Linked DNA regions of Mus musculus: all the other regions are linked to region 1. A link is a loop called in an ENCODE intact Hi-C map of the cell type or tissue named here. Cell type or tissue: left cerebral cortex. All regions are shown on one strand.

Evidence for each region. Peaks named below come from ENCODE experiments on the same cell type or tissue, not always from the same donor. Only the 100,000 strongest peaks of a DNase experiment are listed, where the experiment ranks them.
Region 2: it touches region 1 in a loop (3-fold over the local background); 10 of 42 quality-filtered maps call a loop at or near these places.
Region 3: a loop joins it to region 1, with 8 times the contacts of the local background. A loop is called at or near these places in 10 of 42 quality-filtered maps.

What each region holds. Positions count from the first base shown.
Region 1 is chr6:48,443,020-48,445,519 of GRCm38, reverse strand. It overlaps Zfp467 (zinc finger protein 467), which reads left to right. Exons shown (of 5, transcript NM_020589.2): 1 at 1-167; 2 at 2,033-2,108. The coding sequence starts at 2,075. Among named protein-coding and RNA genes, the nearest start is that of Zfp467, 1.6 kb to the left of the region's middle. In left cerebral cortex, no CTCF peak of the experiment used is centred here; DNase peaks (open chromatin) are centred at 953 and 1,304; H3K4me3 peaks cover 1,867 bases; H3K27ac peaks cover 1,916 bases.
Region 2 is chr6:48,394,172-48,396,671 of GRCm38, reverse strand. Krba1 (KRAB-A domain containing 1) reads right to left here and starts at 1,086. Exons shown (of 18, transcript NM_001347152.1): 1 at 785-1,086. The coding sequence starts at 796. Gm16630 (predicted gene, 16630) reads left to right here and starts at 1,264. Exons shown (of 5, transcript NR_152250.1): 1 at 1,264-2,034. In left cerebral cortex, no CTCF peak of the experiment used is centred here; DNase peaks (open chromatin) are centred at 341, 717 and 1,142; H3K4me3 peaks cover 1,744 bases; H3K27ac peaks cover 1,844 bases.
Region 3 is chr6:48,502,777-48,505,276 of GRCm38, reverse strand. It overlaps the pseudogene Zfp862-ps. Among named protein-coding and RNA genes, the nearest start is that of 1700026J14Rik, 33 kb to the left of the region's middle. In left cerebral cortex, a CTCF peak has its summit at 937; a DNase peak (open chromatin) is centred at 933; H3K4me3 peaks cover 1,206 bases; H3K27ac peaks cover 811 bases.

The DNA.
Region 1 (2,500 bases):
CCCCTCCCCGCGAAGTTTCAGGGCTGTCAGTCCCGGAGTCTTTCGGGCAGCCCGCACCCAAGCTGCAGGCAGCCGGCGCCATTGTGCAAACGGCCGCCCGGGACCGGAGGCCCGAGCGCCTGGGTCCCCGAAGCGGGCCGCGGCACGTAGCCGCAGGAGCCCGCCAGGTAAGGACACCCGAGACTCCCGGGCAGGCGTCTCCCCCGCCACCCAAACGGAGCTTTACAAGCCCTGCCGACCCACGGCAGGTGACAACCCCGAGGGAAGGGGCGCGCAGACGCGAGTGTGGGGGAGGGGGGGGGTCAGACCAGGAGGGAAGGGAGTCAGGAGGGAGGGTCCTGGCGCAGATGGGGAGACTAGGAAACTGGAGGGGAGGGCAAGGACTCGGGGAGGCCCGGTGGGAGCAGGTGGGAAGAGGGCGGGAGGGGCCTGCGGGGAGGATCCCCAGGAGCGGGAGTAGGGTTCCTCGGGATAGAGGAAGGGTCCAGTGCGAAAGGGCAGGAAACGGGCTCAGGGATGGGGCTGGTCGGGAGCGAAGGACGCTGACAGGTGAGCCTAGAGCAGGGCAGGGGGCCGGGACCCGGAGTGACTCCGGAGCTCTAACAGGGGCGGGGATTGGGGGGAGTCTAGTCAGAAGGAAAACTCCGGAGAGGGCGTGAAGTCAGTGGGGAGCAGAAATGGGCAAGGGGGCTGCTGAGAGGGAGGTGTGTTGGGAAGAAAGGGGTATGGGGAGGGGCAGAACGAGGGAGTAGGTCCAGAGAATGTGGGGTTAGCTTGGATTCCCCCCCCCAAGATGGGGGGCGTGAGACCTGGAAGCTAGGGAGCGGACTAGGAGGGGGAGGGGAAGAACAAGGCTGGGGACCGGGAGGGGAGAGAAGCGGAGCCGGAGCTTGCAGGGTAGGCAGAGGGGGAAGGGAGGCGGGGGCCGCTGAGGGGGGAAGGAGAGCAGCGGGAGGGAGGGAAGCAGAGGGGAGGCTGGTGTGGGGGAGGGGGAGGGAACTGAGGAGAGGAAAGAAGGAAAAGAAACCCGAGTGGGGGAGGAGAGGGGAGGGGCAAGCGGATGGGGGAGAGCAGCTGAGAAGGGGAGGGCGGGAGTGGGGGGGGGGAGGAAGGAAAAGAGGAGGGGGAAGGAAGGGAGGGAGTGTGCAGCCTGGGGAGGGGGTGGCGTGCGGAGAACTAGGCGGGCGGGCACAGGAGGAAGGGGGAGGGGAGCGCTGCCCAAGACTGCTGGTAGAGGAGGGTCGGGAGAGGCCGTAGCTGCTGAGGGCCGACTCGAAGGGGGCCCCTGGGGGTTGACCCGACGGGTGCGCGCAAGGGAGGAGCCAAAGGGGCGGGGCAAGAGGAGGAGCCCCAAAAGGCTGCCAGATTTGGTGGGGAGAGAGGGCGGAAGGCAGCGAGAGGGGAGGGGCAGAGGGAAGGCTGCCAGGGAAGGGGGAGGGGAGCCTGCTAAAGGAGGGGCAGAGAACCGGTTGGAAGTGGAGCTGAGAAGTGCAAAAATCGGGGAGTGTCCTGGCCTGGTGTGGGGGTTGTTCTCGCCCGGTTAGTCCTATGGGGGTTGTGAGTCTTTGAGGTAGGGGTTTAGGGAGAGGAAGTCAGAGTCATTTACTACCTCTGCAATAGCCCTTGTTCACCTCCTCCCACCCCCGTATCCCTAAAGTGTTACTGGTCCTCCAGGGCTGGCTCTCATTTCACTAGCTACTGCCCTAGGGGCTGAAGGGTCCACGTGTAGCTTCCCTCTCCCCATCTTGGTCCAGAGAATTAAGTGGTCCCTGTACTTACCCTGGCAAAGACACAGTGGGTGGTGAGTGACTGCTGATGGTTTGGGGACGGTTTTGAAGACTTGACAGGTGGGGACCAGGGCTGATATCCATTGCCAAGCAGAGTTTGCAGGAGGCTCCATGTGATTGGGTATTCATCTTCAGAGGCCTCTGTTCCCTCACCTGTGCCTAGGGCTTCACTTTGGAGTTCTTGGGGATAGCTGAGACCTAGCTGGAGGCCATCAGGAAGAATCTGAACAGGGCTGTCTTTTTAGGGTCTGTGGCCTGATCACCTAGGAGAGCCACTCCTGGTGGCCATGAGAGAGACCCTGGAGGCCCTGAACTCCTTGGGTGAGTGGGGGACAAAGGAACCAGGAGGGTGGGAGTTCCTAGGCATCCGAAGTGTAGCAGTGTCGTCCCTCAGGGGTATACAACCCTGAGCCCCAAACCATGGCAGCCTGGAGAAGCAGACATCTTTTTAGGTCACCATTATGTATCTCAGTGACCAGACCAGGATGATAATACTAGATTGTATGTGTGCATGGGATTCACAGAGAACTGGAAGCTAAAAGCAAGCAAGCAAGCAAACAAACAAACAAAACTCATTGCACTTACATATTTATTTATTGTGTTTATTATGTCTACCTCATGTGTGGAGGTGAGAGAACTTTTTTTTTTTTGAGTTATCTGCTACCATGTGGGTTTTGAACCAAATGCAGATCGTTAGGCACAGAGCAAGTACC
Region 2 (2,500 bases), 49 kb after region 1:
GTGGTTCAATTCCCTCATCTACAGAACAGAAAACCCAAATAAGCAGACTCTAGGATGGGGCCAGTGGGAGTATCTGAGCAAGAGTCTTGGGCTACCTGTTAGCCATAGCTAAAAAAGACGCTTCCAGGCCAGACAATGTTCGATTTACCTGGCTTATCGTTTCTCCTGAGATTCTTGTGGGGTATTAGTGATGTCCAGCCACGACCTCAACACAGTTGCCTAAGTTTGGCCAAAGCTCGTGGACCAAAATTGCACATCTGACTCTGGGTGTCTACCCAGAAGGCAGTGCAGCAACTGCCCTGGCATCTTCACAGCCCACGATCCTGCCGAAACTGTACCTAGGCCACAACAACTGATGTGGCTCTTCTTCAGCTCTGGGACTGACATATTTTACCAGCATTAACTTCGATCTGTTTTCTTTCTCCCCACTTTTCCGGCCCAATTCACGGGGATTACGTATCTTAACAAAAATAAATGTCAGATTTAGTTATTCCCCCAAGACCTGCTGAGGCTTCAGTCGTGCACACCCTCTCACGATCTTGTAATGAAAAGCCAAAGGAATGAGTTCCCCAGGTAGAAAAAAAGCTCCAGGTCCGTGTGTCCTGGGAGAAGGGGAGAGCCTTAGACTTCTGGTTAGGGAATTCTGGGCACTGGCCGACCTTGATCGGCTCACTCGAGCTCAAAGTCGGCGGTGACGGATCCTCCCGGGCCTGTTGCCCTGGGGACTGCGCTGCACCAAGAAGCCCGACCGCGGCGTTCGTCGGTCCGCAACGGCTCGTCTTACCTGGAGCGCCATGGCGGAACTCAGCTTCGCGACTCCCTGGCCCACCCAGCTTCCGGTGCGGCTCTGGCTGGAGGCTGCACCGAGACCCTCGAGACCCTCGGGGACAGCGGCCCAGTTCTGCACGACAGGAAGCGGGGCCGGGGAACTCGCTACACCGAGAACCGCAGAGTTGGCTCGTCTGGGTCGGTCTGGCGCTTCGCATCCCGGGAGGGGTGGTCCCGCTTCCGCCCGCAGCCCCCAGCCTCACAGCGGTAACGACGCAAGCGCAGACTACACTTCCCAGAGGGCGCCGTGCCTGGGGCGTGGCTTCAGGGGGTGTGGCGGGGTTCTCCTTTACTGCTCCGTCCCTCACACCTCTAGCTCCTCAGGTTCAGGCACCCGCCTGGCACTGGTTAGTTACATCCTGTCGAGCTTGCGGCTTGCGCATGCTCAGGTGCAAACAACCGTTCATCCAAATAACCAACCATCCACTCCTCCGTTCTCTTTAGCATCCGGCGCTTTCTGAGTGCGCCCTGTACAGGTGCCAGGTTAGGATGCATGGATAAAAAGGGACCAGTTTCTCCCGTTGGCTGCAGTCACGTAAACCCGACCCTGAGTGGCTGAGGGCCAGGGCACAGTGGCTCACCGCTACACTGATCTGCATCACTACATTTTATGTGACTATTTGCTTGCTCGTGTTGCCCACTGATGGTGGCGGCCCCAGTAGTTCCTGACAAACGCTAGGCTTAAATATATGTATGATGTGTGGACTAAGTGTGTGCCCCATCTCTGGATTCATTTGTGCTGCTGTCTCTGTGGTGCAGACATAGTCCTTAGGCTGCACTTTGAGGCTCATTTTCCTTCCTGGAGCCCTCGTCTTTCCCTTCATTGTATGGGAAAAACTCAAAGAGAAGTTTTTGGAGCTTTGAAACAGGTGCTTGGAGCCACAGCAGAAGCCACCATACCCAGGACTTGTTCTCGGCTCTCCACTCCTAAAAATGTCTGCAGGGGCGTCCCCTTATCTGCGATCCGAGGAAGGACGATTTCTCCCTAGCCACCCCAGCATAGCTCTTTAGTGACTCTGGCCTACGTGGGCTCCACTGGCATACTGGCTTTGTATGCTGGCATGCCAGAACACATGATCGAGCAGAGACCACTAACATTACTGCCCAGCACAGCTGAGTGAATTTCTTCCTTCACACTCTAAGGACAGGACCGCAGCATGGAAAAAGAAAACTGAAAGTTCAGTCCATCTCCAGTAGCATCTCAGGGTAAGTCCTAGGCCTCAAGCCAGGGACCTATGATCCCTAAGCCACAAAATCCTCTCAAAACCTTTCAAAAAGAAAAAAGGAAGACATAATTTACAGCATGTGAAGTGTCTTGACGCTGTTTTGCTTTAAGTGTCCTCCTGTCTGGGCTTGGTGCAACATTTGGAGATTTGGGCCATCTGTCACTAAGAAGAGCTTACACCATCAAACTGGCTGAATGGCCAGTTGTTAAAGTTACAGAAACAACTGCTGCCCATTCATTACCCTTTTGACTATTTTTTGCCTCCACACCAGCCCTTATAATCTTTACATTAAAAAGTTTTACTCCAGATAACAGGGGTGGTAGTCTGGGATGTGATACCATGACAAACAATGATTGTGTTCAGGGAAGGGAAAAGATTTTATATTTGTTGTTTTTTTTGTTGTTGTTGTTTTTTTTTTTTTTTTTTTTTTTTTGAGGCAGGGTTTC
Region 3 (2,500 bases), 60 kb before region 1:
TAAGAACCAGAGTTTGAACCTCAGCACTCCTAGCTCTGTACAAAAGAACTGGCTACAAAATAACACTGCCAAAGACCTTAATCCTAAAAGGCTGACTGTCTCTCTGTCAGTGTGCCCACAAGCTAGCAACCCTTTCAAGCAAGGCTCGCTCTTCTGCTCTGGACCACTTTCTACCGTACCTCATCTCTCATCTCAAAGGCTCCTCTTGCCAAAGCCTTGAAACAAGTTTGTGGAGTGTGTTTCTAAACTATGTCCACATTCTTCACGAAGCAGATAAACTAGAAATAGAAGTATGCAAGAAAATGCCAGAAGCCTTTTTTCCCCTTCTCAGTCCTAACCCGGGAAGGGGGAACTAAGAAACACCAGGCAATTACTTCATTTCTCCGTTAGCCACCCTCTGGCACCCACTGGCGTCCTACCTCCAGCCTCTTATGTCTTAAAGCAAGGCTTCTTCGAAACGCAAAAAAAGAAGAGGAAGGAAAAACAGCAGCACTTGGTCATCACGAAGCTTGGCTAGCCTCCACCCCTGGACCACTGGCAGAGCGGCCACAAGCAGGGGTGGATGACACAAGGGAGGGGAGTGGGGTGGGATGCTCAGACGTGGAGGAGTAATACCTCCCAAACGAGGCAGGTGAGTGAACACTTCCCTGCAAGGCTAACTCATCCGCTAGCCCAGACCAGGATGCATGACAGAAGGGAGAGTAGCCCGGTGCTTTCCCGTCCTACCTTCCCCGACTCCCCAAGCTCCATGGCTTGGTTCTGGTGGCCGTGCAGACCCCCTCCCTCCGAGCCTGTTCCAAGTGTACCGCGGCCCACTCCGGACTTGGGCTCCCGGAGCCGAGACGCCTGGGTAAGGAGACACGAGGCAGCAAAGTAATCTCTCCTACAGCGGGAGGCAGTAGCACAGTAGTTGGCTCTGGTAGTGGTGAGCTGGAATAGTGTCGTACTAGCGCAGCCTTTTACAGCTGCCGCTTCGCGGAGACAGAAAGGCTCACGGGAAATGTAGTCCAGCCTGGAGGTCCTGCTAGGACTTGTGGTCAACTCCAGCCTGCACACAGGTCCACAGGTCAACAAGGTTAATCAAGAAGAGCAATACTTTTTCCGGACATATCTTTCTTTGTTTCTTAAAAACAAAATAAAACAAAAACATAACATGTCATCTGTTAGCCCAGGCTGACCTGGAACTCCTTATTCTCCTGCCTAGTCTCTTCAGTGCTGCTGATTACAGGCTGGGCCATCATGCTGGTTGAGGGGGCAGGGACTGGAGGTACACATCCGAGCCTCTGTAGCTGTTCTTTGCTACTTTGTGGGTTCTTCTTTTTCCCACCATTTTATCCCCTCAGTTTCACCCCCTAACATTAGATAGGTGAGAAAGAATAGGGGGGAGAGACAGATGCTTGAATCTTATTTCTTTCTTCTGGTTTCTTCTTTGAGCACGACTACGAACAAACCACAACCAACACCTCCCGTCCCCCCCCCCCCGCCCCCCGCAAAGACCACCAACCAACCTATCAGGCCTCTAATATTTCTACACCCTCTGAAAAGTTCCCAGAGTTCTAAAAGTCACACAACTGCAGAAACTATCTGCAGCTGGCAAAACTATGACTCTGGGAGAGCACCAGGCAAAACTAGCCTCTGTGGACAGTCTGAGGCAGTCTCTTATCCCCACATCTGGGATTAAAAGAAAAACACATTCTTACAATATTTCTGTGTTTTTTAAAAATCTAAAATTCCAAATTTATCCTTATAAGGCTCCCTAAAGGATAAATGATAAATTATTCTACACACCCTATACTTTGAATTTTGAGACAGGGTCTCTCACTGAGCCTAAGTGCTGTTGATTACAAACTTGGCCATCATGCTGGGTTTACTGTGTGTGTGTGTGTGTGTGTGTGTGTGTGTGTGTGTGTGTGTGTTACAGGCTGTCTTTTTTTAAATATATTTATTTATTTTATATATGTGAGTACACCGTAACTGACTTCAGACACACCAGTAAAGGGCATCAGATACCATTACGGATAGTTGTGAGCTACCATGTGGTTGCTGGGAATTGAACTCAGGACCTCTGGAAAAGCAGTCAGTGCTCTTAACCGCTGAGCCATTTCTCCAACCCTATGGGCTGTCTTTAGTCAGCCTATATCTTAGATTTTGAGACAGAGTCTGTGATGGTTTGAATATGCTTAGCCCAGGGAGTAGCACTATTAGGAGGTGTGGCCTTGTTGGAGTAGGTGTAGCCTTGTTGGAGGAAGTGTGTCACCGTGGGAGTGGGCAATGAGACCCTCCCCCAACCACATGAGAGCCAGTCTTCTTCTAGTGGCCTTCAGATGAAGATGTAGAACTCTCAGCTCCTCCTGCACCATGCCTGCCTGGATGCTGCCATGTTCCTGACTTGATGATAATGGTCTGAACCTCTGAACCTGTAGGCCGGCCCCAATTAAATGCTATCCTTTAGAAGGGTTGCCTTGGTCATGGTGTGTGTTCACAGCAATAAAACCCCAAC